Regions from separate parts of the Homo sapiens genome. Here regions 1, 2, 3, 4, 6 and 7 are each linked to region 5. Evidence: chromatin loops called from intact Hi-C (ENCODE). Cell type or tissue: heart right ventricle. All regions are shown on one strand.

Region 1 (4,000 bases), 260 kb before region 5:
TCTTTGAGGAATTGCCACACCATCTTCTACAATGTTTGAACTAATTTACATTCTCACCAACAGTGTAAAAGCATTCTTACTTCTCCGCAACCTCACCAGCATCTGTTGTTTCTTGACTTTTTAATAATCACCGTTCTGACTGGTGTGAGACAGTATCTCCTTGTGGTTTTGATTTGCATTTCTCTAATGATCAGTGATGTTGAGCTTTTTTTCATGTTTGTTGGCTGTATGAATATCTTCTTTTGAGAAGTGTCTGTTCATGAGAGAGACATATTTGCTCCTCTGAGTAAAGGGTAAGGATGCTTACGTCTGTGTGACAGCCTTCTCTCTTTTTCAGAACCTCACTGTGGATCGCCATCGTTGGCCTGTACTGAAGGTAAAGCAGATAGAGGCAGTCTCATCTGTCAGATGAAGACCTCATACACCTGTTGATTAAGAGGCTTTCTTCAGATCATGGTTTAGAGCGGTGTTTTACAAACTTGATGTGCTTGGAGTCTTCTGGAAATCTTGTTAAAAGGCAGACTCTGTTGCAGTAGGTCCGGGTGGGTTCTGAAGTTCTAACAAGCTCCCCAGTGAGGCTGATGTTTCAGGTCCACTGTGAGGAGGCAGGGCTTAGAATAAACAACCGTGGGAAATCCAGTCCAGATCTTTGATGCATCCTAGGTTAGGCCTGTCTGTCAGGCTGCCCTGGGTCTCTAGTGATGGACTCCAGGAGTCTCTCAAGTCTCAAATAAGTCTGAGTCATCAGGGATATTTTTTGAGAAGAGTTGTGCTGTCTGAAGAAGCAAAGAGTGAGTGTGATGGGGAAAATGCAGTGATTAAAAACATGGTAAGGTTTAAAGAAAGATTTGACCATATGCCAGGTGAACCCAAATGTATGGTGCTTTGCGTCTTTCCTGCCCTTTGGTTTTCCAGGGAGGCAAGGCCTTATCTCTTATGGAGCACAGGAGACACAGTGTGGGCGTTTGTTTTCTCAGCCGTGGGCTCTAACCTAATTGTCAAGCCTACAAAAAAAAAATGCTGAAAATCAACTTCTGACTAGATATCTGGTAGTACATAATCTCCATAATTTTCTCTCTGGGTGTATTATGCAAAAGATAATCCTTTGTTATTAAGAAACAATTTTTAAGGCAACTCCCAACTTTGAAACGGGGAAAAATCATTTTATTTACCTCTATGTGCTAGGGAACAATATTAAATTTAGTTTTATACTTTTCCTTTAAGCATTTCAGATTATATTGTGCATTTCACCAACAATAGAAGCTTTCAGACTTTATATGTCTTGTAAAAAAAAGCCTAATATAGATAAGAATAATTTATTGATTTGAAACCCATTGTATAAGAAATAGTCCAGTGAAACTTAAGTTCAAAGTTTTTTTTGTCTTGTGGATGTAGCTATGTCAATATGCCTAGTTTATAGTAACATTAAGTCTAGTGGATTAGATATTAGATATCAATTGAGATGTAAGCAGTAATAAACAGTAATGCCTAAACTGAAGTATATAATCTGAATCTTTATGATGACCAATTTATATTATTGTGAAAAACTTAGGAACTGATTTGAAACATGATTTACATGTTTTACATGAAACATGATTTACATGTGTCATATATAGTTTTCAATAATTTACGTACCAGCAGGAAATTTTAGTGGATAAGTGGAATAAACTGCAGGTGAAACTTTGCTGGAAAATACAAGCATAGTGACATCTGTGCACCAAAAGCACCTGGGGAGATTTTTTAAAACATGGGCCAGACATGCCTTCCTGGCTGTCTCCCTCACTGTCAGTGAGTGTGGGGATGGGGTCTGGGCCTGAATTCTTTCTTTTTAGACTCCTCAGGATTCTGATTGCTGCCACGTTGAGAGGGTTGACCTCAATTCGGACCTCAGAGGGTGACTTGAGAAACTGTCACCACTTGGTGGCAGTGTTGCTCCCCGCATCTTGATTGCCCTTGTTTCTTTCCAATCCCGGAAAAGTGTGCTTGTTTTTTTTTTTTTCCCTGCGTGTTTTTGTTTTTGATCTTGCTATAATATTTATATTCCTTGCTCATTTGCAACTTATTTGAATGGAGAGCTACTTTCTGAAATCTAGATGTTTTTCTTTTTCTACAGGGTTTTAGGGCATGGGCAAAACACGGAAGAAAAAAGTTGTCTTCAGTTGGCAGAGACGTGGATTTTTAAGATTGTTCTTAATTTACTTTCTGTATAACTTTGCTTTTCTGTGGTGAACAAAGACCAGGTTCAAGATAAAATATTGCAAGCCAAGAATCTGATTGTTCATGGATTTCTATGGTTAAAGATACTTGATCACCTCCCCATCCGCCCCCTACCCCACCCACCCTGCGCCGCCCCCACACCCCATTGTGCTTCTTGGCTTGTCATTTCAAAAGTCAAGGAAGTCACAGTGAATGGCAAGATTTTACCTCGACTTGCTATTTTTGTGCCTGTTAACAATTGTGAGTTAACACTGACTGAGCTTTTCCTAGTGAACCTCCGGCGTTTAAACAGCCAGTCCATAACACTGTGTGAGGGCTGGAGCTAAGGTTATTGGTGACACAAGATAGCACCTGAGCCAGTGCTGCTTGGTAGGAGGGCTGAGGGGAAGAGGGCTGAGGGCTTGGATGCTGAGATGCTAGAGTCACATCGCCTGGATTTGAATCCCTGCCCTCCTGTTCTGATACCAGCTGACCCATGACGATGCTACAGCACCTGACAGCAGATTCCTCCTTAGGGCTGGTCTAACTCTAGAGTGTGTGCCTGTGTGCCTGCAGGAGAATGTCCAAAGTGAGTGATCTTGATCTGTTAACCTTTGAATTTTAACCTATACCAGGGAGCCATTGAAGAGTTTAAAGCAAGTGAATGACGAGTAGTTTGAAAATATTTCCAGGTGGATAGAATTTGTGGACATACATGAACATGAGCAGCCTCAAAATCAGGGCTGGGACTAGAGTGAGGCCAGCACGTGTCCAGGGTGCAAAATGTAAGGAGGCATTCACTTTCAGGGCCTGGCAGGTGTGGACCCTGAACTTCCAGGACCTTGAGAGTGAGTGTCTCCTAAGGATTACACCCTGGGGGCCTATTTGCCTCATCCTGGTCCCTGGTCCTCTGTGTACCCTATTGCCTGCTTCAGTAAACAGGCAGCCCTGCAAGGGAAGGAAGGGTTGGATCAGCTCTGAGGAGGGAGTTTTTTTAGAAGGATAGATTTGTTTTGTTTAAAAAACAGCTTTATTGAGATATAATTCACATCCTATACAGTTTGTTCATTTAAAATGTACAATTCAATGTTGTGAGGTTATTTTTTGGTATATCCACAGAGTTGTGTGACCATGACCACAGTCTAATTTTTTTTATTTTTTATTTTTTGAGACGGAGTATTGCTCTGTCGCCCAGGCTGGAGTGCAGTGGTGCGATCTCGGCTCATTGCAACCTCTGCCTCCTGGGTTCAAGTGATTCTCATGCCTCAGCGACCTGAGTAGCTGGGATTACAGGCATGCCCCACCAAGCCTGGCTAATTTTTATATGTTTACTAGAGACGGGGTTTCACCATGTTGGCCAGACTGGTCTACAACTCATGGCCTCAAGTGATCCTTCTGCCTCAGCCTCCCAAAGTGTTGGGATTACAGGCGTGAGCCCGACCCACCGCAGTCTAATTTTGAAACATTTTTTGTCCCCCTAGAAAAAAACCTGTAGTTGTCACTTGCCAATCTACTGCCGTCCACCTCTAACCATAGACAGCCCCTAATCTACTTTCTGTCTCTATAGATTTGCCTATTCTGAACACTTCATCTAAGTGCAATCATATAATATGTGGTCTTTTGTGTCTGGCTTCTTTGATTTAACATGTTTTCAAAATTCATTATGTCATAATACATACCAGTAATCCATTCTTTTTTAATGACTTATTAATATTCCGTTGTATAGAGACATCACATATGGTTTATCCTTTACCAGTCGAGAGGCATTTGGATTGTTTGCACTTTTGGCTGTTACGGATAATAC
Region 2 (4,000 bases), 290 kb after region 5:
CCCATCTTCCCTCCTGAACTCTAGATTCCTGTATCCAGCAGCCCATTAGACAGCTCCACTCTGTGAGGCATCTCAGGCTTAACAATTCCAAAACCAAATTTTGAATCCCCTACCTCCCAACCTGTTCCTCCACCCGCTTTCTCCATCTTAGTAAAGGACAGCTTCATCCCTCCGGCTGCTCAGACTGAAGATGTTGACTCATCTTTACTTCTTTCCTTCCAGTTCCATCCATCAGAAAATCTTGCCAGCTCTTCCTTCAAAATATTTAGAATCTGGTAAACCCTTAGTCTGAGGCACCATCATCTCTTGCTTAGATTATTGTATCCTGTTTCCTTCCACCCTTGCCCTCTTCAATTTGTTTAAAACAGCAGCCAGAATGATCCTGTCTTGCTTCTGAAAACCCTCCACAGGCTTCCCATCTCATAAAGAGAAAAAATTCAAATCCTCAGAGTGACCCATGAGGCCCACAAGGTCTACACGGCCTCTGCCTCTGATTCCCCTCTGACCTCACCTTCTGCCACTTTCCCTCCACCCTTTCCAGAACACCCCCTCTGCTTTGGACAGCTTCCTTCAGCGGGCAGCAGGCTCGCTCCCTCACTTCGGCTCCAATTGCCCTTCCCCAGAGATACCACCCCTCTCTCTTGTATCCTCTTCATTTTTATTTTATTTTTCTGGTAGCAAGTCTTGCCAACTGACATATCATATGTTAATTTCATTGTTTGCCTCCCCCTAGCCCGGGTAGATTAAGTTCTGGAGACAGCAAGAGCTGATTTGTTCTGTACATATCTATGGCCCCAGGACTTAACACAGTGGCTGGAAGAAGATAAATACCCAGTCGATTTTTGCTGAGTGCATGCATGAATGTCAAATCCTTTGCTAAGCCGAAGGTAGGGGAGAGGAAATGCAGATCGAAAATGATCAAGACCTAGCCCCAACCTTTAGGACCTCCCAGCTTAGTACCCTTCCTCAGAGCACAGAGTGTGGTCTTTCATAGGCCACAACACACAGTTACAACCAGAAAAGTGTGATTAAGCATACCAAATAACTGACTGTTTTGCTTTTGCCCCCTCTCAACTTAGGAAATTACTTTACTTCAGAGACTTGCCAGAGATCCGTTTGCTACAGCAAATTCAGATGTTAACACCCAAAACCACATATATTTTCTGCCCTCCTGTCAACGTAAGGATTTCATATGGCTGACCTGGTCTTAAAGATAGACCAGGTCAAGAGTTTCCTAGGTGTCTGAGTGACACCACCCATGCTTCTCCCACCAACCCCCTCAAAAGTCTCCTGACCCTGCATAGGCAGATCCTGAAATTACACAATTTACAATTCACTGACCTCTGAAAGAGCAAGTCACGCTCCAAAGAGGGCTGCAGACAAAAGCGTTCCAAGCCAGATTCCTTGTTGACACTGGTCTCTGGTTACACCCTAGGCATAAAAAGCAAGGAAGTTCTTCAAAGCCAGTGAGTGCTTCCCTACCTTTGTCTGTCCCCAGCAGAACCTCTTCCCCCACTCCACCCTCCACAGAGGGACTCACTATAAGTTCAACAGTGCAAGTGGTGCAAGGGGAGGCATTTTCAGGTTACACACTATATATAGCTAACTTACAGTCTCATGTTATTCGCCTTGGCGAGGGTTGAAAGCCTTAATACCTCCCAAGCATGCCCTGTTGTGAGTCCCCTTTCCTTTCCAAAACCCTTCCTTGGCCCAGACCCTGGGAGTCACCTTTCTTCTTCCGGCCACTCCCCACTCATCCTCTTTCAGCCTCATCACAAAGCAGGGACTTTCCCATGAGTCTAGGTCTGCCCTGGAGTTGCAGGACCACACCACGGCCAAGCAAGGCCTCTCCTTGGACCCTTGGTAGTTTCCTGAACTGTGAGTGTCCTGTTTTTTCGAGGCTGGTGTCAGAGGGAACAAATGCAAGACCCGGATGAAGCATCTCCCCCACCACATGCCAACAGCCAGTTCCGCCCCTCCGCCCGGACACCTGCCCTGTTAGCCTTGCCATTCTTCTCAACACAACTTTCTGAAACAGGAAAAGTTCCCTTGTCCTCCTCAAAGGGTGTGTGAAGAGGGCGTGGCTCACTTCTTCGGTGCCTGCTACTCAGACCCCTAGTGGGAGCAGGCAGATGGGCAGGTCACGGGGAGCGTGGGTTCCAACCCCACAGCAGCATCTAGGGTTGAGTCTTTACAGCTCCTAAGCCCCAGTGGGCGTGTGTTACAGTGCGCTCTTTCAGCTTTGCTATCTGCCGGCAGCTTGTGTTCATCACCTCAGTTAGACCCTCTGCGTTATCACAAGGGCAGAGGGCTTTCTGTATCCCGGGTTCTTGCCCTAGTGCACCAGAAAAATTGTATCATGTGTGGGCTTAGAGAATGAGTGCAAGGTTTTATTGAATGCTGGAGGTGGCTCTCAGCAGATAGATGGGGAGTCAGAAGGGGGATGGAGTGGGAAGGTGGTCTTCCCCTGGAGTCGGGCCGCTCAGCAGCCAGGCTCTCCTCCGACCACCCTCTGCGTCATTCTGCTGTTGATGGTCTGTCAGCGTCTATGTGTTCTTCTGCCAGTGTGTTCCTGTCGATGTCCAGCCACTTGTGTGTGCTTCTGCCAGTGTGTTCCTCTTGATGTCCAGCTATTAGTGTATGTGCCCGCTAAGGTCTTGGGGTTTTTATAGGCACAGGATTGGGGGCGTGACGGGCCAGGGTGGACTTGGAAAATGCAACATTTGGGCAAGGAAACAGGAGTGCCTGTCCTCACCTAGGTCCGTGGGCTCAGGCACAAGGGTGGAGCCCTTGTCAGGGACCCTGCCTTTCTCTACCCATCCCTGTACCCCTCCCATATCACTTCCACACAGCCCTGGACCTGGGCTAAGACATAGCACTATTTGCCATTCCTAGTTGGTGCTGTGGGGTTCATCTAGGCCAACTTTATCATTTTCACAGAGGAGAAGACCAAAGCCCAGAAAGTGGAAGCCATGTGTTCAAGGTCAAAGAACCTGTTCAGGTCAGAGCTGGGGCAGGAATCCCTGACTTAGACACCCCAACCAGGGCTCCTCTGCAGCACCTACCTCTTCACTCATGTTCCTTGGAGTTTTTCCATTCCTGGTTCTTGCTCTTCTTGTCCCACTTTTGAATCTTTCTTGGAGTTACTGCTTCCAGGGTTTCCATCCAGGCCCAACTTACAGAAGCAGCTCAGTAGCTTCCTCCTGTTAGGATTCAGCCCCCAACCCTGTTCCCTCCCAGCATCCTCAGCCCACGTTCTGGGTTCAGCCTCCTCCACTGCTCCCTGCTTGCTTTCCCATGCATCCTATTGTGAAGAACTTTTCGTCCTTACAGCACGTCTATGTACAGTACCTCACTGATGACTACAAAAAATCTCATGAAGTCATCCAGGGAGATGGATTATTTTCTTCATTTTTACAGATGCAGAGATTGAGATGCCAGGTGAGAGCGAATAAGTGGTGGGACCTGCGCTGGGATCTTTAAGCCCATCACGATTTTCAAAGGTCTTCTATTCCCAGTGTCTTCTCCTTCCGTGGAGTGGTCCCCAGGACACCAGCATCACCTGACTTCTTCCTCTACACATTCATTTCCTAAAGTCCATTATCATATGTCAATTTTCAAGTTTCCAAATGTATATGATACTTTTTCCCAGGCATCTCCATGCTCTCCTGGCACCTCAGGCATCTTAAGACCTCTCTGGGTATGCTTGCCTCCCTCACTAGGGCATGTGGTCAGAGTTTAAGGGTTAAGATTCTGAAATAAGGCCAGGCCCAGTGGCTCATGCCTGTAATCCTAGCTATGTAGGGGGTCTGAGGCGGGTGGATCACTTGAGGTCAGGAGTTCGAGACTGGCCTAGCCAACATGGTGAAACTCCATCTCTACTAAAAATACAAAAATTGGCCAGGTGTGGTGGCTCACACCTGTAATCCTAGCTACTCGGGAGGCTGCAGCAGGAGAATCGCTTGAACCTAGGAGGCAGAGGTTGCAGTGAGCCAAGATC
Region 3 (4,000 bases), 410 kb after region 5:
AGAGAATACTTCTGCATGGCATCCAGTTGCTACCTGGCAGGAGGGTGTTTGCCTTTGAGAGAGGTGGGGGCAGGGGTATCAAATTCTCCTGGGGAAGACAGGAAGTTTGCCAGCGCCACCCAGAGCAGAAAAAAAGTGTGGCAGTATCAATAAAGATGACAATAGCAAGAGATCTCCTTTTTTCCTCAGAGTCCTGGCCTGCATGAATAGGTGAAATCACAACAGCTAAGATTCAGTGAGTGCTTCCTGTGTAGGCCACGTGCTGCACTTAGGACCACACGCATGGGTTCGTTGAATGCACTCAACAACCCTATGGCATGGATTTTATTATTTTCATTTTTCAGGTGAGAAAACCATGGTACAGAGAAAAGTAAATCGCTTCCCCAGGGGCTGCTCGGCCCCCAGGAGGCAGAACCAGAGTCTGAACCCAAGCGATCTTTTACGGCCCTCCCCTGCAAGCTGGCAACGGAGTATTTCCCTTTATGGTCCCTCTCATTTAATTTTGAATCAGATGTCTTATGCCAAAGTATATACAGAAAGGACACCACTTTGGAAGGTATCTTTGTCCATTCTGGCTACTATAACAAAATACCATAAACTGGGTGTCTTTTTTTTTTTTTTTTTTTTTTTTTTTTGACGGAGTCTCGCTCTGTCGCCCAGGCTGGAGTGCAGTGGTGCGATCTCGGGCTCACTGCAAGCTCCGCCTCCTGGGTTCACACCATTCTCCTGCCTCAGCCTCCTGAGTAGCTGGGAATACAGGTGCCCGCCACCACGCCCGGCTAATTTTTTGTATTTTTTTTTTTAGTAGAGATGGAGTTTCACAGTGTTAGCCAGGATGGTCTCGATCTCCTGACCTCGTGATCCTCCCACCTCAGCCTCCCAAAGTGCTGGGATTACAGGCGTGAGCCACCAGGCCCGGCCAACTGGATGTCTTATAAACAACAGAAATTCATTTCTGACAGTTCCAGAGGCTGGAACTCCAAAATCAAGGCACAGGCAGAGCTGGCATCTGGCGAGGTTCTGCCCTCTAGTTCATAGATGGTGCCTTCTCACCATGTCCTCCCAAGGTGGAAGGGGTGGGAGGTCTCTCTTGGGCATCTTTGATGAGGGCACTCTTCCCATTCAGGAGGCCTCTGCCTTCATGACCTAATCACCTCCCAAAGACCCAGCTCCCAGTACCATCACCTTAGGGGGTAGGATTTCAACATATGGATTTTAGGGAAACACAAACATTCAGACCATAGCAGAGGGGATGAGAGACCCCTGAAGCCTGCTAAGGCTCCTGAGAGCAGCTGACAAATGTATAGGATTTTGAAGAAACTTTTAAAGTCCCAGGGCAATCAACTTTGTTCCTGCTCTGAGTCTGAGAGGTCCCCATTCAAAGTTAGCCCCCTCATTCAGTCTTTTTTTTTTTTTTCTTAAATTTTGAGACAGGATCTTACCCAGGCTAGAGTGCAGTGGCACAATCACGGCTCACGGCAGCCTCCACCTCCCAGACTCAAGGGATCCTCCCACCTCAGCCTCCTGAGTAGCTGAGACTACAGGTACACGCCACCGTGCTTGGCTAATTTTTGTATTTTTTGTAGTGACAGGGTTTTGCCATGTAGCCCAGGCTGGTGTGGAACTCCTGGGCTCAAGCAGTCCACCCACTTTGACTTCCCAAAATGCTGGGATTACAGGCCTGAGCCCCTAACTCAGTCTTTATTGCACAGCATTAAAAGGGTGGAAGGAGCGCTTCACAGAGCCATTCTCCTCCTCCCACCACCATGAGAGGTACAAATTCTACCAAACCTCGTCTCCTGTCTGCCTCTGGTGCAGGTTGAGGTTTGGCCTTCAGGGATTGCTCCTCTGAGCTAATTTCTTGCAAAGGATGTGACAAAGGTCACTAGAGAGAAAACACCTCAGCACGTGTTCCATAGGCCAATGCGGTGAGTTCAGCACAGCCCCATCAGCACGCAGACCATGTGAGAGGACTCATGCATGGGAGGCCACCCACGAACAGGGCTATTTTAATAGAATGTCTTCGGGTGTGGTGAGAAAAACCCCGGCTTGGAGTGTTTGTGGTTCATCTGGAATCAGGCAGCGCTGTTATAAGCTTGGGGCCTATACAGGCTTCCTGGGTTTCTGCTTATTGATACACATTGTAGGTCCTCCAAGAACGGTCCTGAATCATTCCCTTGGTTATGTCCATGTACCGGATCATTCCTTTGATTAGTACACTGTAAATACTTCAAGAATGCTAGAGAAAGTTTTGAGATCAGAGCCTTTCCCACAAAAGGTCAGGAGTTCCAGTTCTCAATAAGCCGAGGTATCTGTGGTTAGAGGAGTCCAGAAAATGCGGGCTGTGTGCGCCCCCTGCTGGAGAGGGAGGCCCAGGCACGCGGAGCTTCTAGTTCAGGGCCGGGGTCCTCTTGAGGGTTCTCGGAGCACCTTCTCGCGGCTCAGAGGGTTCTTCTTCCTGTCCTTCCAGGGCGGCCTTGCGTGAGAGCAGGACTGCTAAGGGTAATGTGGCAATCTAGAGCCAGATTGCCGGGGTTCGAATCCTGCTTCTGCAACTGCTCTGTAACTTTTGGCAGGTCATTAAACCTCTCTGTGCCTCACCTTCCTCATCTGTAAAGTTGGGATGATCATATTAGAGCCTACCTCAGAGAGTACTTATGAGACATAAACGAGATAACATCTCAAACACTGAGGCACAAACAAAGCAAATGTCAAAACACTTAGAATGGTGCCTGGCACATAGGGAGTGTTATGTGTTAATTATATATTAATTATTGCTATTATTAATATCATCATCATAATTCTCTTGGTTATTAATAAAATCTAAGAGAAAGCTTTTCTCCTCTCTCTCAACCCTAAGGGTCACTTTCACGGGCATCAGAAATTCTAACAATCCCAGAGCCAGGATTACAGGCATGAGCCACCGCACTAGGCTCATTATTCTAGATACTAAGAGGAGGGAAGAAACTGCTAACTCTATTCCAATAAAAACATCTTCTTCAAAGAAAAAAGGTAAGCCAAGCACAGTGGCCATGCCCGTAATCCTGGCACTTTGGGAAGCTAAGGTGGGAGATCACTTGAGGCCAGAAGTTTGAGACCAGCCTAGGCAACCTAGCAAGACTCCCCCTCTACAAAAAAATTTAAAAATTGACACATGCCTGTGGTCCCCGCTACTTGAGAGGCTGAGGTATGAAGATCATTTGAACCCATGAGTTTGCAGCTACAGTGAGCTGTGATTGCACCACTGCACTGCAGCTTGGGCAACAGAGTGAAACACTGTCTCTAATTAATTAATTAATTAATTAATTAATTAATTTTTAATTAAAAAGAAAAAGAAAAAAGAATAACTTTCATATCAGCCAGGCACTTCCAAAGTTGTTGGGCTTGTTGGTTGTCTCTGATAGCAAAATAATCTATAGACTGCCTTTTATTTCTGCTTTTGGGAAAATTTAATAAAGTTTGGTTTCTGAGGTAGTACCCTCAATTTAACAATTTGTTTTCTTGAAAATTTGAAGATTATATATATGTCTCTTCACGTGTATGCATATGCCTTATGTATATACACACATATGTGTATTTGTGCAAACATGTATACATCCATATTCCATTTTAGGCATTAGGCATATGCTTACAAAGATACATAAACATATATATTGTGAGCATGTTTAAGACTATATAGGCCAGATTGGTGGCTCACATCTGTAATCTCAGCACTTTGGGAGGCTGACGCAGGCGGATCACTTGAGATCAGGAGCTTGAGACCAGCCTGGCCAACATGGGGAAACCCCATCTCTACTAAAAACACAAAAAAATTAGCCGTATATGGTGGCGGGCACTTGGAGTCTCAGCTATTTGGGAGGCTGAGGCACAAGAATTGCTTGAACCTGGGAAGCAGAGGTTGCAGTGAGCCAAGATTGCACCACTGCACTCCAGACTGAATGACAGAACAAGACTCTGTCAAAAAAAAAAAAAGACTATATAAACACATACATACAGAATG
Region 4 (4,000 bases), 400 kb after region 5:
TGATGCTGTCTTTTCACTGATAAGGTTCTAGGATTGTCAGTGATTAACTGTTGTTCAAATTTATGTCCTGATTTTAGGCAAATAGGGATAAGGATGACAGCTTTTCATGTATCTTCTCCGTTGTCTTTAGCTCAAAAGGATCCTTATGCCCAAGTGGCATATTTTGGGGTGGCAAATCCTGCTATCCTTTACCTTCCTGTACTGCAAAGTCTAGAAAACTAAAAATTACATTCCCTAGCTTCTCTTGAAGCTGAGATTTGGAGGGAGAATTCGGTCCCACCAAAGTCACATCAGATAATTTCCAAAATATTCCCCTTTTTTATTGATAAAGGCTAAGATGAAGGACGTGCTTAGTGTGAGGTCCAGATGGCCTACTGTTAATAACCGAGGCCCAGGATCTAGCCAGGCTACCTGTCCCCAGTCAGGGCAGCGTAGGACTGGCAGTGGCCTTCCCTACTGGGGGTTGGGGAACTGGGGCTGAGCTGGTAACCTTTAGGGAGGGCCCGTAGAGGCTGAGGAACATTTGTGTTTTTTGCAGACAGCTCACTCCCAGGAGGAAGAAAGGGAAACCTTGGGCTGAGCACACCTAGTATTTTTCCCAAATTTGCCAACCAGGTTAAACCACCTTTTTCCTCTCTCAGCCACTGCAGAAAGTCAGAGAGAGAGGCCAGGGTGTCACAACTCCACACTGGGGAGAATCACCAAGGAGGGTGAAAGGGTTTAGTTACCTATATTGGCAGGAAGTCTGGTGAAAAGGGAGAAAAAGGACTGTCACCATTTACTGTATATACTCCTGTTTAAAATTAATTTTTGCAAAAATCCTGTATTCAAGTACAATTTGTATAGTTAAAATAGAAAGAAAAAGAAACCTACCACTTCGGTGTAGGATGGAGTAACCTACAGCAAATGAAAGATCCTGCCAAGAAAAACTGGAAAATCTAGATTACGGTAATTTAAAAAGAAAAAAAATATTTTAAATGCATCAGAGGGCTGGGCGAAGCAAAAAGGATTAGAAAGGGCCCCACTCTGGAGAGAGGAGAACTGCAGAGAGGTGAGTTGCTAACTAGCAGCCACTTATCCCCTGGGGGCCCCTCATCCTGCCACTGGGCAGAGGAAAAGTCACTTCCTGGGATGACCGCATCTAAGGCCAGCTTTCCTCTTTTATTCTTCATCACAACTGTCTCAGGGCTTGCACTGCAATTTGTCATTAAATGTCAGCTTCATTGCATTTTTATTTGTCTCTCTGCGTATGCTATAACCTTCATGTGGGCAGGAAGAGTCTGTCCATCTTGTTCGTTGTTGCATTCCCAGGCCTGGTATACGGTAGATGCTTAGTAAATATGTGTTGGGTTGGATTGGAATGAATGGAATGGAATATGAACAGTGAAAGCTTTCCAGCTCTTTCAGATTTCCTGGATTCTAGAGGCCCCTTTTCTCCCCAGAGGCTCTGTTCCCTTAAGGCTTTGTCAATAGGACCAAACCTAAGCTCCTTGCTGATAGAATGGCATCCTCTGAGTCCTGCTCTAACACCTCCAGGGCTTGGAAGTAGGTGGGGTTGCGAGCCTTATCAGCAACCCTCTAATCTCCCAGGCCACACCCAAACTAGCACCTCCAGGCCCTTCTCTCCCTAACCACAGAATGCCTTGCAGCTCTAACAGAAAAAGTGTAAGAACTCCTGTTTTGAGGGCCTACCTGGCATCCAGTTTCTGTTTAACTCAACCCCATTTCTCAATCTCTCCAAAGCCCTGCAAGTTCCTCAAGTCCACGTGCTCTCAAACCCCTGCCCCAGATTCTAAAACCAGGCCTGTCCACTCTCAGTCTTATTGCCTGGCCTCTGGGCCCACCTTCCCCATTCTCACTAGACCCTGGACCACCCACCCTCTCTGGGGTCCCATCCAGGGGGAGCCCACACCCCATGAGTGAAGACCGTATAGAGAGAAAAAATCTAAATGGAAGTCCGCAGTTGCTGGGTACTTTAAAAATGTCTTTCTAAGGCCGGGCGCGGTGGCTCATGTCTGTAATCCCAGCACTTTGGGAGGCCGAGGCAGGTAGATCATGAGGTCAGGAGTTTGAGATCAGCCTGGCCAATATGGTGAAACCCTGTCTTTAAGGAAAATACAAAAATTAGCCCAGAGTGGTGGCACACGCCTGTTTTCCCAGCAACTCAGGAGGCTGAGGCAGGAGAATCACTTGAACCCGGGAGATGGAGGTTGCAGTGAGCCGAGATCGTGCCACTGCACTCCAGCTTGGCAACAAAGCGAGACTGTTTCAAATAAAATAAAATAAAATAAAATGAGTCTTTCTAAGTGCACCTTGACATTCTCGAAACTTTATTCTTGTGCATTGGAAGTATTTTATTTTCCTTTCCGGGTGTAAAAAGCCCAAGACTGAAGCCAGGAAAAATGAATTCTGGTCCTGGTTCTGCTGCTATGTGATATTGGACCATCCGTTTTCTGATGGAAACCTGGGTCATTTGCTTTGGGGGTTGGTCCTCTGATGTCTTAGCAGGGACTTTGATCTTCTTGTGCGCACACAGAAGCTGTCAGGCTCAGGGAAACCTACATACATGGTCCACGTTGAAATGAGGGTCTAAAGCCTTGATGTAAGCACGAAAGCGTGTGGGCAGCATGCAGCCCTACAAGCAGGCATTGATCCTCAGTGGGTCTATGGGTCAAGGTTTATCCAGCCCCAGCTGGACCAGAGAAACCCCTTTAGGCTTATGTATTAGCCCTTTTTCATACTGCTGATAAAAGCACACCGGAGACTGGGCAATTTACAAAAGAAAGACGTTTAATGGACTTACAGTTCCACATGGCTAGGGAGACCTCACAATCATGGTGGAAGGCCAAAGGCATTTCTTGCAGCAGCGAGAGAGTAGATGAGGAAGAAACGAAAGCGGAAACCCCTTATAAAACCATCAGATCTCATGAGACTTATTCACCACCATGAGAATGGTATGGGGGAGCCGCCCCCATGATTCAATGACTTCCCACCAGGTCCCTCCCACAACACATGGGAATTATAGGAGTACAGTTCAAGATGAGATTTGGGTGGGGACACAACCAAACCATATCAGCTTGTTACACCTCTCCAGAAATGGGAAATTTTTTTTTTTTTATCACTTTGGTGCTTATAGAGGCTTCCTATGTGCCAGGTCTGTTCTAAGCACTTTACACCTGATGGCCCATTTCATCCTCATGACAAATCTATGGAGTAGATGTACTTTACCCCCCGCCGCCCCAAGAGCTCCAAAATGTGAGGCCTTGGGAGGGTAAAGCATTTATTCAAGGTGAGCATTTCCTACAGTAAGAGGCAATCTGGCTGCCGGGTCCGTGTTCTTACCCACAGTGCTAGTGATTTTTCTACAGGCACCAGAAGAGCCTCCTCATTCGTGGTTTGGGTTCCCTGGTCACTAGATCCCAGGTGGACAGTGCTAAATTTGGGCATGCCACTCACTGCAGTTTAGTCACACCTTAGTCTCACGATTTGGTTTTTCTGGAGAACCCTAACTAACACAGTACCTACAGGGTGTTCTGTAAATATACATGTTTCATCAATGCATGGATTTGATTTTGGTATTTTGAGTCTCCTCTGGGCATCAGTCTACAACTCATCTTGGGGATGGTTTATACCTGCAAATAGTCCACCTTATTAACTGCTTTCTTCCTAGTTTCTCAGTGAGTGACATTTTCCTGACCTCTTTTCCAGAATCTAGAAGCAATTTTCCAAAGCCCATTTCCTAAAGGAGGCCCTTACACAGAGCAGTATATACCCAATAAGGGTCTTTCCTTTCCTTTCCTTGAACCCTTATCAAATCTTTCTAGTCTTTTTTTTTTTTTTTTTTTTTTTTTGAGATGGAGTTTTGCTCTTGTTACCCAGGCTGGAGTGCAATAACGCGATCTCGGCTCACCGCAACCTCCGCCTCCCGGCTTCAAACTATTCTCCTGCCTCAGCCCCCTGAGTAGCTGGGATTACAGGCACACACCACCACGCCCAGCTA
Region 5 (4,000 bases):
GGAGGCCATTGAAAAACAACCAAGCCTAAGATGGGACATGATACCATCTTAAGAATATTTGTATTTGTCTCTCTGACACTGTCTGCAGACTAGGGTCACTCAAAGGATGGATGTGGATCTCTTGATTTTCCAACTCTCACTTTCACCAAGCATTTTGACAAGGGTTGGAGGGGTCCTTTAATAAGAGGTATAGGCGAAGGAGGTAGGAACTAGTCTCTTCATCTGGACCAGAGAAGGAACTCTGGTTCTGCAAACAAATGAAAAGCTTAGGAAGGCCTTGTCCTGACAAAATTCACAGGCTTCTAATCCTCTCCCTTCCCCACCTTAAAAACACACAAAATTAAGGAAAAGACAAGAAAGGCGGTAAGATTCTTGAAAGAGCTTTCAAAAATGAGAAAAGAAAAACAAGAGAATAAACAGCACAATGTGTCCTGATATGTTAATATGTTTCCCTTTCGTTTTGCGTTTTTTTTCCCCTTTCCTTCAAAAAAAAAAAAAAAATCTAGGATTTTGTCTCCTCTAAGGAGAAATTAGGAAGGAAAATCTGACATAATCTCCAGAGCTGTAAAACTTCTTTGTATGCCGTCACTTGAGTGCTTTTTCTTACATTCCCTTAAGTAGCCAACCTACCATGTGGCGAGTTTGTGAAGCCAGGAAGGGAGGCAGTAACCCGAGAGGCGCTGCAGGGCGGCTCCCCACGGCGAGGGAGGGCAGGCGGAGCCCCAGCTCCTCCCAGCCGGCTGAGCGCTCGGCCCCTCCTATGGCCGCAGGGGAAAAGGAGGAGAGACCTACATTTAAAAAGGCAGGAACCTACCAACTGCAGAGTGAGAATTCCCATTCGTGAGGTCAAATCGAGGTCAAGAATTTCCTAACCATCTCTGAAAACCCCCTATTTAGGGGGTCAAGTCGGGCTGGCAACGCCCCAAATCATTAACTAAATCTAACTTGATCTTCAAAAACACAGCCTAGGACTGTTTTTCTTTCTTTCTTCTGCCTGAATGTTTCTCAGTGGCATTTCTGTTACTTCCTGTTTGTGACCGGGCTTTCCTTGCCCTACTTCCTTTTTTAGGGGTTTAGGTTGCCTCGACGGCCATTTCCACTTAGATAGATGGAAAAGGGGTGTGTGTGCGTTGGATTGGAAGGGAAACAGCTCACATTTATTTTTATGTTGTAAAAGTCTTTTCTCATGCATTCACATTCTTTCATTTACGTTCTACAGCAACACTATGAGACCAACAATATGATTATGCCCAAATTACAGTTAAAGAAACTCAGGCTCAAAAAGATTAAATAAGATGTCCAAGTTCACGCATCACATAAAGGCGCAAAACCTGGATCTGCGTTCCAAGGGTCTGAAATCCAAAGGGGCTTGGGGATTTCACGAGGTCTGAATCTAAAACTGAAGTTCTTTTCATTTATTGAACCCTTAAGGGAGACCTAACTTTAACTTATTTGGCAAAACTTTATTCAGGGAAGACTTTTATTCAATCTTTATTACAGAGTTTATTCTTCAAATGTAAAGAAAAGACTTAGCTTAGTGCCTTCCCCAGAGCAGTGGGAGAATTATGAAAGATGTACTATTGCTTTTTTTTTTTTTTTTTGGCAACCTCTCTGCTCTGCTGGCTTTCACCCTGGCCATCCCAGGACCGAGCTGGGGCGTTCAAGCTTGCCTCGGAGCCAGGCCTGCACTTCCAGCGTCAGGCAGTAGGGGGAGCAAGTGTGCAAGAGGAGGAAAGCGGCTCCAATTGGGCAGGAAACGTTTGAGACCATGTGTCCTTACCCGGCTCCGGTTGAAAATTTAATTTTTTTGGCTGCCTGAATGCTTAGGACCCATGGCTCCAGGCTTCTCTGCAAAAATTTATGCTTACTGATTTGTAGGGTGGGAAAAACCAGCCTCAGGGAGTTGTAGAAAAAGATTACATGTGTCCCCTGGATCAGAGGAAGTAAAAACCTCCACACGGTTGCTGGGGAAGGATCCAGGCCTCCTGGCCTCTGCCCCTATGTGAGGGGGAGAGGACGCAGAGGCCCGCACTATGGGCCGTCCTGGGTCCAAGCATCCCAGGACCTCCACCTGAAACCTGCCAGAGAAGACAGGATTTTGTACAGTCCCTAGCGAAAGAATTGGAATGTATACAGCAAAATGGGGAGAAACGTTTGTGTTTTTTCATTGTATCCCTGGCTTCTGGAACAGCGCAGGTGGCGGCCTGGCTTCTGGTACTCACATTGACAGAGCCTGTTAACTTAGGCTGCGCTTTGACAAGCTCCTTGAAGTCAGGTGGAAAAGAAACAAATGTCCTAAGCTTGAGCCTGTACTAGGTCTAGAATAACTTTAGAGTGCTGGCAGGTCACCTCTGCTCTGGGATGTAGCTTTCTCCCATTTCTTTCTCCATTACAACTTTAGTTTCTTAACCTGGGAAAGAAAAGTTTCAAAACTGCAGCAGTGGAGAACCCCGAGGGCTGGCTGGCAATAGTGTCATTCAAAGGAAAACAGAGAAGAACCAAAAGCTGATGTTTGCCTGCACTTTGGATTTGGATATAGAAGACAACTGATATTCTTTTTTTGATGGTGGTTATGTACAGAAAACGTTGGTCTTGGTTCCAAATACACATGAGATTTGTATTCTAATGCACCTGTTCCTGTGATTTTTTTTGTTTGTTTGTTTAAAATGGTGACTTCCTAGGGTATTTTTCTAGACCAGTAGAAAAGACGTTAACCAAAGCTTCCTGTAAAACTACCATTTAGGCATCTCTGCTTTCATTCTGCTCTGGGGTAAAAACTCCCTTCACTCTGAATAAGTTAGAGAAGTATTCAGAGTAGCTGAGATGGAAATGGATAAGATGTGGACCCACTAAGAGAGATGGCAATAATCTTTGGATCGCCACCCCTCACGGGATTTCCCCTAATATAAGATGATACCTGTGTATCATTGGTATATATCATCATAGAGGTATCTATGTATCTGCAATATAAAATGATATCTATATAAGGAACTTACAATCTTCTGGTACAGTTCTCACTTCGTATGGCCCAAGAACCCATCAGAAAATTTACCTTTTATTTGCAAACACTCTAGCACAAGTAATTAACAATTAACATTGATTAGTACCCTCTAGGTGCTAGGCATAGGAAATAAAGATAAAGACCCGCCCTTGAGGCTGGGCATTGTGGCTTACGCCTGTAATCCCAACACTTTGGGAGGCCGTGGCGGGCAGGTGGGGGAGCATCACTTGAGATCAGGAGTTTGAGACCAGCCTGGCCAACAAGCCGAAACCCTGTCTCTACAAAAATACAAAAATTAGCCGGGTATGGTGGCGCACACCTGTAATCCCAGTTACTCCAGAGGCTGAGGCATGAGAATCGGTTGAACCCATGAGATGGAGGTGGCAGTGAGCTGAGATCATGCCACTGCACTCCAGCCTGGGCGACAGAGCCAGATTCTCAAAAAGAAAGAAAGAAAGAAAGACCCACCCTTGAATAACTCACTCTGGTAAGGGAGACATCACATTCTAGGGTATGTGTGTTTCCATATGTAAATGACAGGGAGGAGTGTTTTGAGGAAGGAAGGCTCTGCTTGGATGAGGCAGTAGGTTCAGGGGCTAGGAGCCTCAATACTGGAGTCAGCCTGCCAGGATTGAATCCTGGCTCCACCATTTACTAGCTATGTGACTCTGGGCAAGTTTCTAGACCTAGCTGAGCCCCAGTTTTATTATCTATATGCTATAGGGAGAATCATGTTCCCTATTGCCATGGTTTTTTTTTTTTTTTTTGAGGATTCGGTGGGATGGAGCCAGTAATCACTCAATATGTGTTGGTGATGATAATGGTGATGATGATGGTGGAGGTGGAGGTGGATGAAATAGAGAAGGCTTGACTGAGGAATTCAGCAGGAGAAAGAGGGAACTGTGGAAGAGGGAAGAGCATTCTAGATGAGGCCTGGTATTCTGGGATTTAAGAAGCCCTCTAGGTGATTCTGATGCACACTAGGGTTTAAGAACCACA
Region 6 (4,000 bases), 140 kb after region 5:
CTGCCCCCAAAACTGTTCCTTCTTTATGCACCCAAAGAGGTTTTGCATAAACTAAATATAATAAGTGGATGTGTATTTTATTCTTTTCGCTATAGTAATCTCTCCTTATCTTTGGGGGATATGTTCCAAGATTTCCAGTGGTTGCCTGAAACCACAGATAATACTGAACCCTATATATATATACTGTTTTTTTCCTATACATACGTACATATAATAAAGTTTAATTTATAAATTAGGCACAGAAAGAGATTAACAACAATAGCTGATAATAAAATAGAACAATTACAACATGTCAGCATCACTACTCTTGTGCTTTGGGGCCATTGTTAAGTTAAATAAGGGTTACTTGAACACAGGCCCTCTGACACCAGGGAGTTGATCTGATAACTGAGATGGCTGCTAATTGACTAACAGGTGGGTAGCATAGACAGCATGGATACGCTGGACAAAGCAATGACTCATTTCCCAGGCAGGAGGGATAAGGATGGAGAGATATTTCAATGTGCTACTCAGAGCACTGTGCAATTTAAAACTTAAGATCTGTTTATTTCCGGAATTTTCTATTTAATATTTTTGGACTGTGGTTGGTTGCAGATAAATGGCCAACTTAATGTCTCCCCAAATACAGTAGCCACCCCCCACATCTTTGGAAAACGAAACCGCAAATAAAGGAGGACTACTGTATTGGGGAAGAGATTAAGTTGGGCCATTTTATCTACAGAGTCCATTGAATTAGATATTGCTGACTACTTGAAACAAAAACTTTATTAACTGTTTCCGTTTAAAATGTGTGCAGCATCACTTTTCTGCAGGCGTGATTATGGCAACATTTTTTGGGCCTCATTTTTTGGGCCACAGGCAACTAGGACCAATAGGAACTTGGCAATATCTACAGACCCACTTCCTGGACCCTCCTGCTTGAGGGCTGGGGGGGCATCCCAAACGAGGTTTATTTAGAGCGTTCCAGAGACAAAATGCTGGAATAACATACTAACCAAATTCAATCAGGGCTAGATGCAAGACCACCTTCACAGTCACCATTTTGAAATGTTTAATCATTTTTGAACAAGGAGTGCTGCATTGTTAGCTCACAGGGCTCCATGAATTACGTTGCTAAGATGGTCCTGCTAAAATGTCTGAGTTGGAGGTGGGGGAACAAAAGAATAAAGAAGCGGAAATCAGAGTTGCTAGTCAAGATCTCCATCAGTTTCTTCTAGGTCCTGAATTCTCAACTTTAACCTCAATGACCTTCCCTGGAGAGCACAGCCTTAATAGACCATGCTGCCATCTTGTAGTAGTTAAGAGTGCAAACTCAGGCTGGTTCGGTTCAAAAAGACTGACTGATCTGGTTCAAAACCTAAGTCTACAATGGATCAGCCCTGGCGACTCTGTCCAAGTTCCCCAATTGCTTTATGCCTCTATTTGCTCATCTATAAAGTGGCAAAACCAATCACAGGCACCTCTTCCCAAGCCCCAGAGGGATACTGTGAAACTTAATGAGGAAATGAGAACGGAGTGCACAGCAGAGTGCACTCATGTAGTGAGTGCTTGTGAATGTCAGCTTTAAACGTAAGGTTACATGTTTTGCCATAAGGCATTTGAATAGAGAGACTATGACAAGAGCAGAAAACTTGGGTCACATTGTGAAAAAAGGCAGATGCTGATGACTTTCACTTTTTCAACCCAGAGAAGGACCTATGAGGAGTGACCTACTTCTTCTGACCTCCTATTGTTGCTGCTGGTTTAAATGTTTTGTTGTTGTTGCTGTTTTTTATTGTAAATCTGTAGTAATAGGTGCCTGAGTTTTTTATCTTACATTCAAAGGAAGCAGAATTTATACAAAAGAGGATGAGGATGGGTGGGGCTGTGGGGACAAGCTTTATAAAGGGAGCCAGAGGAGCCAGGCCCCGTCCAGACTTAGCCGTGCTTGTAAACAGGATCCGGTTCTTGCAAATGTGTGAATCTTGATAGTTTACTTTTTTTTTTTTTTTTCTGTTCTAGAGAGTTGGAGAGAGGTTGGAGTGTTTATCTTTGTTTGCATCTCACATTTTCCAGGGGATAAGGATTTGCCTTCCCTGGACCAAGATGGCTGAGAGATCAGAGGGAGCAGAGCAGTTAGGGAAAATGGTGAGAGATTCTCATCTTCTCTCTCTACCACCACCAACCACCACCACCTCCTCCTCTGCGGCTGAAAGGAGAGGGAGATAGGCAGCCAGAAACACACCTGAGGTCTTCTCTCTAGGGAGAAATTTCCTTAGCCCATTAAAGAAATATATATATTCACGGCCAGGCACGGTGGCTCACGCCTATAATCCCAGCACTTTGGGAGGCCAAGGCGGGCAGATCACCTGAGGTCAGGAGTTCAAGACCAGTCTGGCCAACATGGTGAAACCCCACCTTTACTAAAAATACAAAATTAGCCGGGCGTGGTGCCACATGCTTGTAATCCCAGCTACCCAGGAGGCTGAGGCAGGAGAATTGCTGGGCCCAGGAGGTGGAGGCTGCAGTGAGCCAAGATCATGCCACTGCACTACAGCATGGGCTACAGAGGGAGACTCTGTCTCAAAAAAAAAAAAAAAAAAAAGAAAGAGAGAGAGAAAGAAAGAAAGAAAGAAAGAAAGAAAGAAAGAAAGAAAGAATCTAAATAAAATTTTAAAATCCTTTAACTGTAGGTGGGAGGGAGGGATGAATTAGCAGATCACAGAGGACATTTAGGGCAGTGGAACTTTCTGTATGATACTATAATCATGGGTACATGCTATTACACATTAATCAAAACCCATAGAAGGTACTCCATCAAGAGTGGACCCCTGAAGAAAACTATGAACTTTGGGTGATGATGTGCCAATCTGGACTGATCAAGTGTAACAAATGTACCACTGTGATATGAGATGTCTGTATTTGGGGAGGTGGTTTACATGTGGGAACAACGGTCTCTGAGAAATCTCTGTACTTTTTGCTGTATTTTACTGTGAATCTAAAATTGCTCTAAAAAAAGAAATTTTATTAATTAAAAAAATAATAATCTTTCCACTTTCCCCCATAGTAGGTCCTACTATTGGCAGAAAAAATACTTGGACCAAGACAGAGGCCATCTGGAAGGGTGTTGATGCTGCTCCCTCCCAGGAAGTCACCTAAAGAGTCAGGCTGATGAAGCTCCCAATGGGCTGGGCGGCCACACATTATGCTCCTTAATCACGTTATTCACGGTGAGACTCCAAGGATATTCATGTGGATGACATACTTAGTGCTGATACAATCTTGAGTGTTTTGGTGAGAACATTTTAAAAGGCACTGTAAAACTTTTTAGACATAAATATAGCCAGTTTCTTATGGCACCTAAACTGCTAAGTAGTACCTTGATAGTAGAGATTTCAAAAGTATTCACATTAAAACATCCAGGTGAACATTAATTGGTGCTAAAGGGAAAACAACCAGCTAACACCCTGATGCTGACAGCTAGAAATGTTGGTGATGTAGCTTCCTAGTCCCCAGGCATGCTGGGTGCTATCTATAGAAGATAAGTGACTCAGCACCTGCCCAGCCAAATCCTGATTCATGACCCTCCTTCTCCAACTCCACCCTGTGGCCCCCAAAAGAAAAAAACTCAGAATTTCCCTGAGCAGTCCAACCAAGTAGGCCAACCCTTGGGGAAAAAAACATATCGATACTGTCTCTAGCTGCCATAGCTGAACTTCCACTTCCTGAGGCAACCAGCCCCACTGGAGCTAATGGGTCTCCCCCATGAACCTAGACAGTTCCCTGAGACTGTGTGAAAGAAGGACCCAGTGAACACAAAGTCAGTTGAAGACATCTGAGCCAAGTAGGAGAAAAAAATGCATACAGGACCACACACGCTCAGTTCCATGTTGAGAGTTGCATCTCTCATCAGCTTCCTTGATCCTCAATCCAAATCAGTGAAACTTAGCAGGTTCATATTTTTTTCCTTATTTCATATTTTAATAACCACCATTGTATGAATACAGCACATACTTTATAT
Region 7 (4,000 bases), 250 kb before region 5:
TTGTAGTACGAAAAGTCACCGAGTTTCCATTCACTTGTGGGTGGCAGGTATGGCCCTCCTTACCTCCCATGGCCCAGGTTTCTCTGTCCTGCCGTTTTCACATTTTCCAGGCTTTCACCTCCAGGTACCAAAATTCACATCATTTAGAGATTGTGTCTGCCTGCCAATACGCGGATGTACCAGTGAGGGATTGTTCTCGCCTGACGAGAGGTCTGGATGATGAGAGAGCAGAGCTGGCCCTGGGGCTCAGTGGTGACACCCTCGAGCTTGGCTGCTTCTGTTCTTCTGCTTCCTCTGCTTGGATTCCTTCGCCTTTGGCTTCCCCTCCAGTTCCAAGCAGAACAAAACAGGAGATATCAAGGAGGAAAGGGTGACCCCTCTATATCTGGAGAGCAAAACTGTCGCGGAAATCCCTAGTGTACTTCCATTTGTGTCTCATTATCTGAAACCGAGTTACCTGGCTGGTCACGTGCAGCCACCAGAGGCAGGAAGGTAGTGATTCTGCCTGTGTGGAATGTTCTAGCATTCCCTGGTAGCTTTTGTTTCTTCAGGCAGCCATGACTTTGCATAGATCATTTCCTTTTGCCCAGGACACTCCTGCTCGTTTTCTCCCCTCCTCACCAAACCCACAGTGCATTAACAGCGACAGACTTCTCCTCATCCTCTCAGGCCACTTGGATGTCACCATTTCTTCTCTTTACCCCTCAGGCGTAGTCAGCCTCTCTGTGCCTGATGTTTTATGGCTTTGTGTATGCCCCGATGGAGAGCGTCTTACTGTGTCTTCGGGTTATTTATCTCAACCTCGCATCTGTGCTATCCTGTACAGTAACCAACAGCCACATATCACTATTTAAAATTAAATACAAACTAATTATACTTAAATGTAATAAAAATGTAGCCCCTCACATTAGCCTCATTTCAAGAGCCACATGTGGCTACCGTATTGTAAGCAGAGCTCAAGAACATTCAGCAATATTGTGAGAGTGGCTACCATATTGAGAGCAGAGCTCTAGAACATTCCCTTATCCCAGAAAGTTCTCTTGGACATGCTGCTCAAGGTGGTGAACTCTGAGATCTCCAGTCCCCCCAGCTCCGTCACTCAGAACCACAAATGTGGCACCATCAGCCTTCAGGGTGGTGCTTGTGTTGTACTGTCTCCTGACTAAAGAAGTAAACTTCAGGCAGTCAAGATTTTCTACAACCCACACTGCTCCTAAAACTAGTGTTACTGGATATGTAAAAGCTATTGAGCCCAGTGCTTTCAAGGAATCCTAAAAGCAAGTGGGGACTGTCATGTATCCAGGTTCCTTGTTTTGCAGAAGAAGAAATAGAGGCTTTAGGGGAAAGGGGTCCACTCAAGGTCATACAGGCAAGGTCATACAGTCAGTGGTAGAATGGACTGGAATCTTGATTGTTCATCTCACTCCCCTTTCCATTAAGCCATAACTGATTGAGTATCACCAACCTGTTTGTTTTCCCTGATTATGTTCCCTTCTCGCCTGTTTAATCAGGTTTCAGCTCCTTGTGAGAGGAAGTTGTTTTCAGCTTCTTAGCCCCCTACCTGTAGGCGGTGCTCTGGGAACGCTCAGGAAGCAGATGCATGTGAGCCTGTCTCAGCCAATGATTGCTTAGTTGCAAGAAACAAAAAAATGACTCAAACTAGCTTAATCAAAAGGAGGCTTTTAAACAGCAAGATAAGGGTAAAGGCTGGGAACTAGGAAGTTGTCAGGAACCAAGGCTGTCTCTCTGGATCTCTCTTTGAGGCCATGTAATTTTTTTTTCCTCTCGGTCTCTTTATTCTGCACACCAGCTCACCCAGCTTGCTTGTTACTATATGCAGTCATGCCAACCCCCAGATCTGTATGACCTGTTAGCCTCAGGGGCACCCACGTAGCTGGCTGCCAATCTGTGTTTTCTTCCAGGTTTCGAGAGGGAGAAATGATTGGCCCAGCTCAGGGTCACTTACCCAGGGAGAGGTGGGGGAAGTATGGAGGCACCGTGGTATCAGGGAACCCCTGGGCCAAGCTTGTCCAACCCGCGGCCTGCTTTCTTTCATTTTTTCTGTTTTTTGTTTTGTTTTGTTTTGTTTTTTTACAGCTCATCAGCTATTGTTAGTGTATTTTATGTGTGGCCCAAGACAATTCTTCTTCTGCTGTGGCTCAGGGAAGCCAAAAGATTGGCCACCCCTGTCCTAGGCCATTATCTGGGCTGTGGGAGGTGTGGAGCAGGGTCAGAGCTGGAGGGGGAGGGCATAGCCTCCAGCCACCATAAGTTGGTGTGTTCTTGGTAATTATATTGCTTGTCAACCGAAGGCAGAATCAGGACAATGAAAGTAATGAGAATCCCTAGCTTTGTAACAGTTAGTGGTTATCTAAAAGTAGGTGAAATTGTACATGAGTGAGTGGCATGAATTTCTTATTACTAAAGTGCTCAGATAGCTGGCTAACTTTCTGTCAAAGATCCCTCTGCTAGGATCAACATTTGATTAATATATTTATCCTGTAATAAGAATTTGGGATTCTTAAAGCAAAATAGTTGTCATGTGGCTGACTACACAACCAAAGATGGTCCAGGTGTCGCTGGAAGAGGAGAGACTGAAGAGCTGTTGCCAGGTTCCCACGTGGACCTTCGGCATGACCCGGCCATGGGGAGGCCTCACACGCTCCTGCATCGCCCACATCTTGCCAAGCCATGGAAAACACTTGGGATTCATATCTAAATCCTAGTTTAAGCTTGGTGAGGACAGTGGCCTGGTGCAGAGTTTGGGTCATAGATGGTGCTTGGTTTCTTTTGTATAAAGGGGTATATGATTTTGGAATATTTACCAAATGTGGGCATTTTTTCTATAAAAATTATTGTATCTACTGAGATTATAGTATGTAAAAAAAACATACACATGGAGAAAGAATACAAAGAGAGCATTGATATTCTACAGAAGTGGCAAGAAGATGTGGTGATAGGTGATATTTTTGCCTTTTGTTTCAATTTTGTATTGTAGTGACTTTTTTGGTAGAAAAAACTAATTTCTAATTAAGGGAGAAACATTTGAAGTACATTTAGTCTTTCTAGAAAACCTCATCTTCTCATAGAAGTTTAAGATGGAGACATACTTCCATTGTGAATCATGATGCTAACCAGTATTCAGATTTGTTGGAAATGGACTCAGTTTTAAAATTGCTTCTCTCTTGTGGGCTGGAACTGCAAATGATTGTTTGGGGATTTTTCCCCTTTTCTTCTATGGAGTTATTCAACTTGGCATGACCAGTGATTTGAGCTGAGAACATGGAACCCTTGATTTGCAGAAATCAAGCCCCCAAAGGTACAGATACAGTGGTCATTGTCTGAAGGGTTTCTTTTGTTCTTGGCCCTCCTGTCCCTGCTCTTACTGTGGCAGCTGCAGCTGCAGGTGCCTCTGAAGCCTTGCCATCCATGGTCACTTCCTGCCTGCTCCCCACCCACCCCTGGGAAAGAGCCCCCAAGTGTCCAAAAGCACTGTGTTGCCTAATGCTTGTTGAGAGTCTACATTTCTCTAGATCTAGCAGAAGTAAAATTTCAGTTTGTTATATTTATAGTTTCAGGAATAGTTTGGGAATGGATTTAATAAAAAATTTAAAAGCCCATCATTTTTATATCTCTTTTTCGATATTTGATGGTTTAAAAGACATCAAAGTTATCTTCTCCCATTACTCATCCTATACAATTAAAACCTGTTTTTTGAAGTTGTAATAGGTAAGTTAGCCTTAGGTCACCCCATATTTATGTAAACTCCAGCCCACTGCCACAGCTACTTTGATTGTGATCTGTCATTGTGTTACCCACTGTAGGGCAGAAATGGTTCCTGCCTCATGCCGTTGCTGCTTTACTCTTCCTGAAGTGGTGTGGTTCTGTCTCTGTAGTCCTTGGCACACTGTAGGTTCTCAGATGGCAGGGTGAAAAGTTCTTCTGTTTGCTTAAATCTCTCATAATACCCTGAGTCTGTGGAGCTCAATAAATTCTACTT

The links. Hi-C counts contacts between places; a loop is a spot of excess contacts. Peaks named below come from ENCODE experiments on the same cell type or tissue, not always from the same donor. Only the 100,000 strongest peaks of a DNase experiment are listed, where the experiment ranks them.
Region 1: it touches region 5 in a loop (5-fold over the local background); 64 of 110 quality-filtered maps call a loop at or near these places.
Region 2: a loop joins it to region 5, with 2.1 times the contacts of the local background. A loop is called at or near these places in 6 of 110 quality-filtered maps.
Region 3: it touches region 5 in a loop (5-fold over the local background); 56 of 110 quality-filtered maps call a loop at or near these places.
Region 4: it touches region 5 in a loop (2.6-fold over the local background); 56 of 110 quality-filtered maps call a loop at or near these places.
Region 6: a loop joins it to region 5, with 1.9 times the contacts of the local background. A loop is called at or near these places in 5 of 110 quality-filtered maps.
Region 7: it touches region 5 in a loop (6-fold over the local background); 64 of 110 quality-filtered maps call a loop at or near these places.

What each region holds. Positions count from the first base shown.
Region 1 is chr4:38,060,283-38,064,282 of GRCh38, forward strand. The region is part of intron 14 of TBC1D1 (TBC1 domain family member 1); the gene reads left to right. Among named protein-coding and RNA genes, the nearest start is that of PTTG2, 100 kb to the left of the region's middle. In heart right ventricle, CTCF peaks have their summits at 1,909 (motif pointing right) and 2,115; DNase peaks (open chromatin) are centred at 579 and 1,899; H3K4me3 peaks cover 1,444 bases; H3K27ac peaks cover 2,678 bases.
Region 2 is chr4:38,604,586-38,608,585 of GRCh38, forward strand. KLF3-AS1 (KLF3 antisense RNA 1) reads right to left here. Exons shown (of 16, transcript NR_171644.1): 11 at 3,066-3,590; 12 at 1,729-1,901; 13 at 1,342-1,431. Among named protein-coding and RNA genes, the nearest start is that of LINC02278, 43 kb to the left of the region's middle. RefSeq lists an enhancer at 667-963. In heart right ventricle, no CTCF peak of the experiment used is centred here; a DNase peak (open chromatin) is centred at 2,115.
Region 3 is chr4:38,728,957-38,732,956 of GRCh38, forward strand. No RefSeq gene overlaps it. Among named protein-coding and RNA genes, the nearest start is that of TLR10, 52 kb to the right of the region's middle. RefSeq lists an enhancer at 1,890-2,259. In heart right ventricle, a CTCF peak has its summit at 2,365 (motif pointing left); a DNase peak (open chromatin) is centred at 2,355.
Region 4 is chr4:38,722,834-38,726,833 of GRCh38, forward strand. No RefSeq gene overlaps it. Among named protein-coding and RNA genes, the nearest start is that of TLR10, 58 kb to the right of the region's middle. In heart right ventricle, no CTCF peak of the experiment used is centred here; no DNase peak of the experiment used is centred here.
Region 5 is chr4:38,318,301-38,322,300 of GRCh38, forward strand. No RefSeq gene overlaps it. Among named protein-coding and RNA genes, the nearest start is that of LINC02513, 47 kb to the right of the region's middle. RefSeq lists enhancers at 1-129, 130-630. In heart right ventricle, CTCF peaks have their summits at 1,697 (motif pointing right) and 1,897; DNase peaks (open chromatin) are centred at 701, 1,701 and 1,982; H3K4me3 peaks cover 2,111 bases; H3K27ac peaks cover 2,752 bases.
Region 6 is chr4:38,463,037-38,467,036 of GRCh38, forward strand. All of the region lies in intron 2 of LINC01258 (long intergenic non-protein coding RNA 1258), which reads right to left. Among named protein-coding and RNA genes, the nearest start is that of LINC01259, 45 kb to the right of the region's middle. In heart right ventricle, no CTCF peak of the experiment used is centred here; no DNase peak of the experiment used is centred here.
Region 7 is chr4:38,067,795-38,071,794 of GRCh38, forward strand. All of the region lies in intron 14 of TBC1D1 (TBC1 domain family member 1), which reads left to right. Among named protein-coding and RNA genes, the nearest start is that of PTTG2, 110 kb to the left of the region's middle. RefSeq lists enhancers at 1-195, 196-695, 1,759-1,898. In heart right ventricle, a CTCF peak has its summit at 1,556; a DNase peak (open chromatin) is centred at 1,582; H3K27ac peaks cover 4,000 bases.